2 separate regions of the Homo sapiens genome follow, and region 2 is linked to region 1. The links are chromatin contacts, found by Hi-C or POLR2A ChIA-PET in ENCODE. All regions are on one chromosome and are shown on one strand. The core of a region is the stretch at or near the end of the contact, and the rest is flanking DNA. Distances in the headings are between cores, read along the strand shown. Region 1 overlaps NFIB-AS1 (NFIB antisense RNA 1). Region 2 overlaps NFIB (nuclear factor I B).

Region 1 (6,140 bases), core at 1,226-3,725:
AAAACCCCTCTCGCTCTCCACTAGAGTCTCTATTTGGACTCTAGAACGGACAAAGCAACGGCTATTTCAACTTCAACTCCCTTAGCAAATGGAAGAAAAGGCATCTGACCCGTGGACTCCTCCAGCTGGTCCCCGGGTCTCACCGCCTGCGGGTCTCCACGTCAGCTCGCAGGCATCGGCGGCCAGTCGGACACCAGGGGGCGCAGCAGCCTTTGTCCTGACAGGTATTGAAGAATGAAGCCAGACTGGGCCGTCAAGAAAAATCTGACTTCCCTCCTTTCAGTTTCTCTCATTGGAACCAGCCCACTCCCCAGCCCCCTTCATTCGCCTTAAAGCCATTTTCTGCTTCCTCCTCATGCTCAGATTCTCAGGGTGCAGGGATGCAGCAGTTCAGAGACCCCTCTCCAGGAGCTCCCCCGCTCTGCCAAGGACACCCTAGCAGTGGTCCACCATTTGTTCTCACTTGCAGGCCTCTGAACTCAGGATGTTTTTGGCTATTCTTCCTGAATGAAGAACCCTATAGAACAGGACCAGCTTCCCAGAAGAACTGTCACATCTATCCTCTAATATCCCTCCCCTTTCCACGCACAAAAACAATCACAAATTAAATAACATGTCTGGGAAGCTCACGCGGCCTGGACCTATCCCTCACCACCCTCTGTCTGCCCCTACAGTCTAAGGACAGCCTTTGGTAGTAGCTACCTACCCAAAGGGACAGGCTGCAGCACCTTCACCATACCTCTGCCATTCTCACCAACCCATGGTGCACCCCAAGCAGGATAACTGCCTCCTTGTAACCCCACCAGCTTGCCTCTGTGTGCCCTCCAGCAGAAAGAAATCCACTTGACCCTTGCCAAAGTCTCCTGATTCCAAAGATTCAGTAATAAATGAGCATCCTCTTCTACTTTAAGACATACTCCTAACCCTGCCCCTATAGACACAAACGGACACAATGCAAACCCTCAGATGTCAAAAACGTACTCTTTCACAAAGACTCCTGAAACTCCTCTGTTCCAGAGGGAAAGGCTACAGGGTCCTTCCTATGCAGGCCTTTGAAAAGCAGCTGTATGTTTACATAGAGAGATTCCAAGTTTACACAGTCCTTTCCCTGTCTGTTATTGGAGCCTCTCAACAACGCTGAGAGATAAGCAGTGAAATCTAAAGCTTAGAGGCTTGCCTCAGGACCAGACCTAGTACAGCGTAGAAACAGCACTGAGGGCCCGGGTGACAGAGCATGGAAACACTTGCTTGTCCAATTGCACCAAGGCCTGGAAGAAATGCAGCCACCATAGAAGATCATCAGATTACATACACTGAGGGAGCCTGTGGTCTCAGGAGCCAGGCAGGGGCAGGAGGAACAGTGCAAAAGAAGCGGTGATGTCAATTCTGACCCGACTCTTCTTTTTACCTGTGGCCTCGCTCACTTCTTTATTTCCACGTTCATCTTAGCTAATGTAGAGTACCGGGAAGTGCTGAGCCCGGAGACAGGTAGCCATGGTTTGTTATCTTGGTGGTGAGCCTCCCAACTCCACACTCATAAAATAATGATAACATCTATTATATATACAAATACATCACCAAAAAAAAATGAAAAAATCAGTGTAATTCCAGGAGACGGAGCAGGGTAGGAGACTTTTACTTTCATTTTATGCTGTTTTCTATTATTTGAAGTATCTGGATTTACGCATGTGTTCCTTTTATGATTTTATTTTTAAAATTTTATTGGGGTTAATGATGCTCTTTAGCGTTGCTGCAAAGATGACTTATGTAACATATCTGGCATGGTACGTGGTCTGGTGCACAGTTGATGCTCACTCAACAGTAGTTTATTGTTAGCTATATACTTCCGTCAGAACTGTGGGCAAATGGGACCTCAAATCAAGAGACCCGGGGTCTGTGGCACACTCTGCTCTCAGATCCATGTATGCCTTTTAGTAAGTCAAGTCCCTTGGAATCTATGTAAACATAGTAGCTGCTTTTCAAAGGCCTGCATAGGAAGGAATCTGTGCCTCAGTTTCTTTATCTGTAAAGCAATGAGACACAAGCCACTTGATTTGAAAAATGGTGAGAAGGACAGGACAACATGCTCACCACCCAAAATGCCTGAGATACCTTCTAAAATTCAGTCACAGTCTTTGCAAGGGAGGCTTCTTAAGTTTGAGTTCATCAGACAGAAACTCTTTCTAGGAGAAGTTGTCATCTAGGATAGACAGAAAGGGCTGGAGATAGCTGAATAAGTTCTAAAGCAAGTACAGAAATTAAATCAGGAAACAATGTGTGAACAGTATAGGGCCATCAGCGTAGGATGGGAGGTGAGAAAAGAAGGTTTGAGGTGTTCCTTGAGTGCAGTTGGCACCACGATCATTTCCTGACAGGGGAGATGCCCTTGGTAGGCAGAAGGGGTGTGATTCAAGGTCCAGGCATCCCTGGCCCGGACACAGCCAGCCCTAGCCCAGCTCCCTAGGATGAGAGTTCTGTATGGGGCACAGGGCTGGCGCTGTTGAGACCAGGCCTCCCTAGGCAGATCCAGGAGCAGAGCTGCCCTTTGGACAAATTACTTTCGGCAAAGTCAGAAGGAACCCACTGCCCAAGAGAATTGGGCTAAAGCACCTCTGAAGTTTCTTCCAGCATAAACTTTATCTTAACAACAACCAAAAAAAGTGGGGAGACTGGACCATAGGAGGTGCAGATGCCCAAACATGATCCTCTCCCTGCTTAGCAGCTAGTCTGGGGATACCTATTTTTTATGCACTCCAACTCCTGAAAACCAACTAAAGATTTGTTCCTGGAACACACAGCTGATTCATTTCCTACGCCACTCAGAACGGGAGATTTCCCTCCGAGTCTCCTTTGCCAAAGCTTGGCCTTTGGGGGATAGGAGGCAGGTAGTCTAGTGGGTAGAAAGGTCGCGACTTTCTTTTGCCCCGCGGTCTCCTTCCTATTTAAAGCAGCACCGCCTGTCGAAACAGCTTTGTGCCAATATTTGCAGGCAGGAAGATTTTCTGACATTGTAAGGGGGTTGTTGGAAGCAGATGGGAGGCCCTTTCCCAAGGCCATCGGCAGACCAGAAATTGGTTACACCCGCACCCAGGGAGGAATCCCTAGCCCCCACTCTCACGATCAGCGCCCATAAGGTATCTGCATTTACATTTTAAAAAGAAAGAGGAATTTTTTTTGTATCTCTGAATCATCTGGCAGCGCCTGATATTATACATCTCCCCCTAAAGCCCCTGTTGTCCCTCCCTAAAGAGGAGGTCGTGTTTTCAATTCTTGAGAGATCTGGAATAACGGTATCAGAGCATGCCAACAGCTAGAAGACCCCCAACTTCCCCCCCCACCCCACCCAGGTCTTTCGCCCTATAGGAATTGGGGGCAGCGGGGGTGGCGATTTGCAGCGAGGCAAGGGCAGGTAGCAACAACTCCGACTGATCTCCAGAGGCAAAACCAAACTAAACGTAGTTCCAACCATCATGTTTTAACAAAATCTGCATTCTGTGAAAGTCTGTTTTTTTCTTAGAGAAACGCCCTTCGTTTTTAATTTTGCGTCACTTTCGCAGGCTGCCCTGAATGCCTAACCACTTGTTAAAATGCCTCTGTGCTTTGCTTTTCCGTGTGGTTCTTTTCTGTGCCCGTTTGTATCTCTAATAAGCGGCATTGTTTATTATCCTTGGGTCGGGGCCCCTGGGACTGAACCGAAATAATACAGAGGCACCGAGGCTGAGCGCTGGAAAATACTCCGGGTTTCCCAGGCCCAGGAGGGTCCCCGGGGCCGCCAAACGACCCTCCTGGGGAAAGCCCACCCGTGCGTGCGTGCCTGGTGAAGGGCAAGTTTGCACGAGTTTTTCCAGGCAGGGAGAGATCATGGGCAATCCAAAGCCCAGATGAGTGGGTATAGAAAGGGGCACACGGGGAAGGGAAATGCCACTGTGGACCGGTAATGGGGGTGTGACTTAAGAGCCAATATTGACAGGATGACTTTTTTTAAGGGAGGCGGGGGACTGCCGCGCGGGAAGCGTTCTGAGCCGTCTTTTAGCTCGAAGTCTCAACTCTCATCCCTATGCAAGAAATTGTCACTAATAAATTCTTTTTTCCGCATAGCCCATCAGTCCTCGCTGTTAAAGCGAGTATCCTAAACAAGATGAGGCTAACTTCCCTCCTTCTCCGTAGTTACCTAATATTTGCCCACATTTCGTTTTCAGCTGGGTGCTTTGTGGCCGTAGGGAATGTAAGTGCATGCCCCAGGAAATAAAGTGCCGCTGTTCCCCAGCCACAGATCAAGTCTTTTCTTCCCTTTGGACCCCAAACGAGCCCTGCTTTGGGGCTCTCCAAAATTTCGCTGCTCCCAAAACGGAGTGGGGTTCGCTATCAAAAAGCAGAAACCCGCATGGGAAACATAACGCGGAATGCCTTTGGCGTCTCGGGGAAAATTTCCCGGTTGAACCCAGTCTACGCTTCCACACCCCCTAAATTTAATGTCGGGCGGGCTCCGTTGCAGAGTTTGCCCTAAAGAAGGTTGTTAAATACGTGCCATTCTCGGGACCGTGTGCTCCTCAAATGAGACTTCCAGCCCCAGGGCCCAGCCTGAACTGTCCTTCCCACAGGTTCGCATGCGAGACCAAACCCCCACCCCGCTAGCTTCCAAAAATTCTCCCAACAGGCTACAAAGACTGCTCAAATTGTCCTCGCTAGCTTCGCTCCCCCATTCAGTTAGATTGTTTAAAAATACAGAGATCTGTTTGCTCGCAAGAGCAGAGAGTGATTTCCCTCAAGCAACTCGTGCGAGAGCTTTAGGCAGCCCCTGGGTTGCAGCGAGTCCAAGCGTCGGTGGAGTTTTCCGAATTTCAAGAAGTAGTAAAGTGAATTTCGGTACAGGGAAAAGTGCCGGGTGTTGGAGCGCAAGGTGGGGGCGGGAGCCCAGGAAGCCGCCAGGAGGTTTTTTTGTTTTTAATGTTAGACACGCATGAAGGCGCAAGCTTCGTGGTTTCCGAACTTAGAGAATCGTGCCGAGTTTGGGCCCATCTCCGCAGCCAGGGGCCCAGCACAGAGCACAGGGGGCTGTTTCCAGTTTTCAAAGAGCGAGCAGAGGCGCGGGAGCAGCTCGCTAGGCACTGCCACATGCAGCTGACTGTCCGCTGCTCCCGGCTCTTCCGCCCTCTCTCTTCGCGTGGCACCCCCAGAGCCATCCCACTGCTGCCAGTATTGCGCAGAAGAAGAAGGGTTCCAGGCGGCAGAATCCCCCAACAGGTAGTTTCACCCGGGCGCTGGCCTGGCTTAAATATCAAAGGCTGGGCCGCCTGTGCCGTGCTAAACTGGAGCCGAAGCACTGACACCTAAAGAGTCTAGGAACGAAAGCTGCGTTCTGGGAGTCACTTTAAATAACCTTGTTTTCTCTCCACCCTCCAACTTCTCCCGAAATAGCGTGAGCCCTGCCGTTTGGAACGGCGCTCAGCGAGCCTAAATAAGCTGCTTCAGGCTGTAAACTCACAGCCAATTTGGGGTCTTTTTTTTTTTTCACCCCCGGTAGTTACTACAGAACCCAACTCGGCTTTAGAGCCATAGGTATTTATTTGGGAATTGGAAAATTCCCCTCAAAGCAAAAAAGGAAAAGGGTGCGCTGCAGTTGTATGATATAATTGAATTATGCCTTCCCCTGGCGCACAGTAAGGAAAAGCGGAATGCCAGTAGGTGTGTAGAATGGGCCGCGGCGGCCTCACGCCCCAGAGGGCGCACCACATTTCCTTCCCAGGGTGCAGGGAGAACTTGGGTTGGGCGACTTCGTTCCGCCCCCAGCATAAATGCCCAGGTTAGGGCATCACAAAAACCTAGTCCTGGGTGCTCTGTCGGATCGCTAGCACCAACGTCCCCGCCAAGGACCGCGAGCGCACGTGGTGCGCGGAGACCAGACACCGCGTGCGACGCGAAACTACGCGCGTCGCTCCAAAGCTCCCTGGCGCGCGCGCGCGCTCGGCCCTTGCTGGGCGGCGGGATACTGGGACCCTCGGCGAGAGAATCTAATCCCGCCTTGGCAGATAAGACTTGCCCTCTACCGCCCTGAGCCGTCGCCGGGTAGTGATTTCTGCACGGAAAAAAAACCGCGGAACTCCTGGCCCTGCCTTGTCTGTTTCCTAAGGAAATGTCTT
Region 2 (5,866 bases), core at 2,743-5,242, 100 kb after region 1:
ATGTGATTCTCACAGTCAGTTGAGTGCTTCACAAAACACACCAAGACTCATCAGTGAGCTGGATTGTTAAAAGGTTATTTATAGTGACCTTGTGAGAGTCTAAACACTCCAAGTATTTCATCAATAAAAGTGAATAATAACTTTTATTATCTTTTTTTAAGGATGTTAGGAGGGTTAATCTGTCACTACCTATAGAGCAATTTATATAAACTGAAGCATGTCCATGTCCATGTTATATTAGAACTAATTCTTACCAGCCCATATCTGGTCATCAGTATGCCCTGGATTTTTATATCATGTTTGGTTAATATAAAGTTTATCATCCCCTCAGTCATTGACCATACATCCATTTCATGAGAATTGTAAAACAAGGTAAAGTCAGATGCTCACAGTCATTGATATGTGCTACAGTTGAGATTTAATCCCCAGGTGATCTTACATTAAGGAAATGTCAGTAATCTGTTAGAGACACAAGTTCAACAAATTCAGCAAGATTCTTTTACAGTTGCAGAATCAAAAAATGTCCAAGTGTTAACTCCTCATGGTTCAGCCAAGTTTCTTTTTTCTTTCTTTCTTTCTTTTTTTGAGTCAGGGTTTCACTTTGTCATCCTTGTTGGAGTTCAGTGGTGTGATCATAGCTCACTGCAGCCTCGAACTCCTGGGCTCAAGTGATTCTCCAACTTTAGCCTCCCAAGAAACTGGGACTACAGGTATGCGCCACCACACCTGGCTATTTTTATTTTTATTTTGAAGAGATGGGGTCTTGCTATGTTGCCCAGGCTGGTGGTGAATTCCCATCCTCAAGTGATCTTCCTGACTTAGCGAAGGTTATTTTGTTTTGAAATTTGGAAGCATGGTTGGCGCTTTCATAAGCTAATACTTTAAAGCTTGTAGCTTTAAGGTACTTGTCTGAAGTTCACTGAAGAGGAGCAAAAGATCATTATTATTATTTAGGCCTCTAGACCTTGCTTGTAAATGCACATATATGCACATGCATAGATTCACACACACACAGAATCCCAACTACAAAGCATTTTTCAGAAGTCTTATTCAAATAAAGAGGTAAATGGCTCTGCTCTTGGTGAGACCCTAATAAGCATGTGATAATTAAATTATTTATCTCAGGAACCTATGTATCATTATTAACACTAATATTATAGCAGATGGGCTTTTGGATCAGTGGAGGGCCTTTGAGCAGCTATTAGAGAACCAGTGCACGGGAGTACTGTAAAATAAATTAGCCTCATCATTTCACTTCAAATCAGCAAACGATTATTGAGTGCACATCCCTGAAGATGCGTGTCTCCATGCTTATGTGCTTATGTCTGGTGGAGGGATAAGATCAGTAAGTAACGCAAGCCCATATCAAGTCAGTGTTTAAGAGAAGTACTGTATAAATGTGAAGCTACTGAGATGCAGTGGAGGAGCTCATATCTGGTTCTAGGGGTGGAGGGAGCATCTTATGGAGAAATGCTGTTTTGTTTTGTTTTGTTTTGTTTTGTTTTTTTTGAGACAGTGTCACTCTGTTGCCCAGGCTGGAGTGCAGTGGTGTGATCATGGCTCGCTGCAACCTCTACCTCCCAGGTTCAAGCGATTCTTATGCCTCAGCCACTTGAGTAGCTGGGACTACAGGTGTGTGCCATCATGCCTGGCTAATTTTTGTACTTTTACTAGAATGGGGTTTTGCTATGTTGGCCAGGCTAGTCTCAAACTACTGGCCTCAAGTTATCTGCTTGCCTCAGCCTCCCAAAGTGCTGGGATTACGGGCATGAGCTACCATGACTGGCCTGAGAAATTATGTTTTTAACTGACTTTAAAAGACGGGTTTTGTCAAGTGCTGGGGAGGCATTTAGACCAGGGGAACAGCATGAGCAAAAGTCAAAGGGCAGGAAAATGTACAAGAAGTTATCCAGTGTAGCTGGAATACAAGACCCATGATGTGCTGGAGGCCACGTGAAAAAAATAAATAGAGATTACTTCATGGAGAGCCATGAATGTTGGCTTGAGAGAGTTTTACTTACTGTAACAATTCCGCAAAGATACCTAGAGGCAGCACCCAGGTTATTACGTAGTCTCAAAAGAGTATTTCTGACAACTTCATTTTAAACATTTTTTTCTTTTTTTTATTAAAAAATTATTTTTGGAAATGGGGTCTCACTGTATTGCCCAGAGTGGTCCCTAACTCCTGAGCTTAAGCAATCCTCCCGCCTCAGCCACCCAAGTAGTTGGGACTAACAGGTGTGAGCCCCTGTGCTAGGCTAAAACATTTTATTTGTGCATTATTTCTTCATTGCCAAAGGATCGAAATCTCACTTGCTTTTTTCCTTCTGGGAGTTTTGTGGGCTGTTTTGGTCTGCTTAGAGAAAACCACACACTTCCAGGCTATTCTGCCTCTGTACATTTCCAGCCTTCCTTGAAACAATCATCTCGAGAACTGTGAAATTATCCCGCTATAATCTAATTGGTGGTGACCACTCAGTCCCTTTGCACCAGAGAACTTGTATCTAGCAAGTCTCTTTCTTTCAAACATTTGTTAGTTCGTTAAAGATGTTATGTTAGCAGTAGGATATGATGCATCTGAGAAGGAAATAAAAGACCAGGACAAAAGACATGTTGAATAGTCAAAGATGAGCTGTAACCATCAGGGAACACTAACTGTAGCACCTGATTTTGATTGAAAAACATGATAACATTGGCTTTGAAGTTGTTGCAGATCTGCTTAAACTTTCTTCATGGATGGAATGAATGAAAATTATGAAGCATTGATGTAAAAATAATTGTTTTTGGTCTTTTTTTTCTTTGTAGAAACCAACCTGCCTTCCCTCCCTCCCTCCCTCCCTTCCTTCCTTCCTCCCTCCTTTCCTTCCTTCCATGCATCCATCACCAGTCTTTTCTTACTGTACAATTTCCTTGACAGATGGACTTCTTGTAGAAGTTTACCTGAGTTTAATACGGGTGACCGTCATGGGTGCAATATTTTGCTGCAGGAGATGGAAAGACATTATTTTTTTTTCCTCCACAAAGTTGTATGGCAGGAACATGTAAAGCTGCATCAGTAGATCTTAAGACGCCTGTTCTCGTGATCTTGTTCTCACTTTGCTTAGAGGTTTCCCCAAGGTAATATTAATAAGGATGTATCCAGTAGTAACAGATAGTTCATTGACTCTATTATTTCTGAAACATGTATTGTCTTTTACGTAATAGTAGTTACTGCAGTCATTACAGTTCTTTTTCTTTTACATATTATAACTGAAGCAGTTTCTGTTTTTTTTAACAAATACAAATGTTTAAAAATCATGACACTTCTTTACCTTGCTGCCCATTATTTCTCAGCAGTTAAAACTTTATTACTTTACTGACAGAAAAAAGAAAGGATGAAAAACTATAAATATAATGATATAGAAAATCTACAGTATTTTTAAATGTCATATTTTAAAGATTTAGTCTCTTTAAAGTGAGTTTTTAAAATGAATTCATATAAATAAATGCAAAGTGCCATAGAAGTAATGAGGAATATTAAAAATATTTCAAGGTTTTTAAGGCATTGGGAAATATGTTCAAGACTTTGAAAACAGAGTCCACCAGCCATATCAGCCCGTTTGCTATTCCTGATGTTTGTATTTTCTTCTGGAGGAAGAAAGATTAAAAAGTGGATCTTGTTTTTTAATTCTCTGCATTAGGGAGTGAAATACTTTCTCTCACCGAAAGATAAGGGTAATCACAGTTTTAAAAACTGGCTACTCCTTACATGCATGTACCCTTGCAAATCCTGTAGCAACTGAAAAATCTCCTGATAGATGTAAAAATTAATTAATGTCTTACTACCATGCAAAGAATGTGGGCATAGGTGGATAACGGTGACTAAATCCCACAGAATTTGTGTGGCTTGCCTACTAAACCTCGAGTAATATAATATAAGTGAAAGCCAAAACCAGTTTTCTGTTGTTTTCCTCTCCAGCTTGTTCTTTATAAAAGTTGGACCTGTTTGTTTTGTTCTCTAAGTGTGCCATGTGCAGCACGCCTGTGTAATTCCTGGTCCTTGGAGCAGACTGCGGTGTGCAGGATGCCCGTGCAGGATTTGGGTGGCTGGAACTGACAAACTGGGATTAGCTGACCTCCTGCAGGAGGCTCCAGTGGCCCCTCGGCCGTGGTGAGAAGGAGCAGAGCCTTGGTGTGTATGTGACCTCTAACAGTGAAGTGATGCCTAGTTCACCGATACCACTTGCAGTAACCTGAATGACTGGTTATTCTGGTCAGGAGAAAATAGCACTGACATCATGTGATTCTGGCAAAGTAAACCACATTGGAACTTGGCCTTTGAATACCCAAGGGGCTGGCAGCAATCTCAGGGGTTGGCTGGGAGCCCCATTGAGTTCACTAGTAATCAGTTGACTGCTGAGCTGGACAAGCTGCCCTAGTTTTTCTGACAAGCTCTGTCTAAAAGAATGATGGGCAGTCTGCCATTAGGATTTTTAAGCAGAGTTGCTAAAGATTAACTCTTTAGCTACTGTAAATATATCATGTCCTTCGTTATGTGTTGGTATGCAATCAGATGAAAGCTTGGAGGGAGGTTCTAATTCCTCATTCAGTGATTGCACCTGGAGTTCCTCTCTTGTAAAACAAACACCCAAAGGCAAGGAAAAACACCGTAAAGTTCTTTGTATGTATGTTTCAAAGGAATGCCAGTGGATAGGTTTTTCTTGAGGTTTCTAGTTTGCTTTTTAAAACAAAATACTATAATCTTTAATTATGTAAAATGTTAGATGTTGCATTCTGATCATACTTCAGGAATAGACATCACCTAAGAAAAGTCTCTGAAAAACTACAAGCATTTAGTATTTACTTATTATGACACATACCCATGGATTTCATTTTCAAAAAAACTTTTATTAACTCAGAGTATTCTAGAAGAAAGGAGGTACTATACTCAAATGTCATAAGTCCAGAGAAACCAATTCTTTTGAATAAACGTGACTTCTCAATGGATTTATTTGGTTATCTTTTACTAGAAAAGGTGATACCTTAGTAACTTTTATTCCTTCTCTCACATAGTTAAAATAAAATATAATTGACAGAGATATACAGGTTGACTTAAAATATTCTATATACTGTAATCCCGGTGATGAATTTGGTATGTTTAATGTTGCTTTAAACTGGAATATTTCCTAAGGCATACTCTCTTTTCTCTAGGTAACTATGACATAAGCAAGGGAACACCAAAGTTCTTTGATAGTGCTTCAGCACTCCTTCACAAAATCAAATTGAGGTAGTAGTGAGGCCACTGTGGGGATGTAGTAGCCAATGATGTATCATTTATCTTGGGACACACCTGAAAGTTTTAATGGCAAAAGCTGAAGTTTTGGAAATCTGTCTTCCTTTTGAGCTAAGGCTTTAATTCTGCCTCCTCTTTGATCTTCCCTTCCAAAAAGCTGCCTTTGAGAAATGGTACAATTTCTCTCTCATGTTTAAGAGGTTTGTGACATTAGCTACCTGGGGACATTATTGTCCATCAGAGAACTTACATAAAGAAAACAAAAAAAGATATTATATGCACAGACACTGTCTAATGGATTCTTCCTGTTTCCCACTCCTCTTATCTTCCTTGACTCAGCACAAAAGTGCTCAACAGGCCATAAACTCAAAAGACCCTCCTCCCTGTTAGAGCTAAAAATCCTGCGTGATAACCTTTCAGATGCTCAGTTAAGGGCAAATTTGTAACTGAGTTTTAAAACTTGGTGTGTTACCCTAAGACTTATCAAGAAAAGAAGAAAGAGACTCGAGGGGTTTTGAACAAGGAGTTAGGAATAGGTGAAACTTTTTATCATGTTTGTTCCTACTGTGTGGGGTTTTGGGGGAGTCAGAAATG

The links. Hi-C counts contacts between places; a loop is a spot of excess contacts on that map. ChIA-PET counts read pairs that join two places held with the same protein, here RNA polymerase II (POLR2A). Pooled maps may share reads with other maps.
Region 2: a loop to region 1 is called in a map of Right ventricle myocardium inferior, with 2.2 times the contacts of the local background. The contact joins two enhancer-like sites. A Hi-C loop is called at or near these places in 1 of 168 maps with a recorded cell type or tissue (Right ventricle myocardium inferior), 1 of 37 single-sample maps with no recorded cell type and 6 of 50 pooled maps. POLR2A ChIA-PET finds 5 or more read pairs at or near these places in 1 of 52 experiments (A549).

What each region holds. Positions count from the first base shown.
Region 1 is chr9:14,347,711-14,353,850 of GRCh38, reverse strand. All of the region lies in intron 1 of NFIB-AS1 (NFIB antisense RNA 1), which reads right to left. It also overlaps a transcript of NFIB not described here. Among named protein-coding and RNA genes, the nearest start is that of NFIB-AS1, 34 kb to the right of the region's middle. RefSeq lists an enhancer at 4,550-5,049. Within about 2 kb of position 2,475, at least 10 of the 41 ENCODE cell types and tissues checked have a DNase peak (open chromatin) inside an H3K27ac peak, as active enhancers do.
Region 2 is chr9:14,249,942-14,255,807 of GRCh38, reverse strand. All of the region lies in intron 2 of NFIB (nuclear factor I B), which reads left to right. Among named protein-coding and RNA genes, the nearest start is that of NFIB, 61 kb to the left of the region's middle. RefSeq lists a silencer at 4,144-4,438. Within about 2 kb of position 3,992, at least 20 of the 41 ENCODE cell types and tissues checked have a DNase peak (open chromatin) inside an H3K27ac peak, as active enhancers do.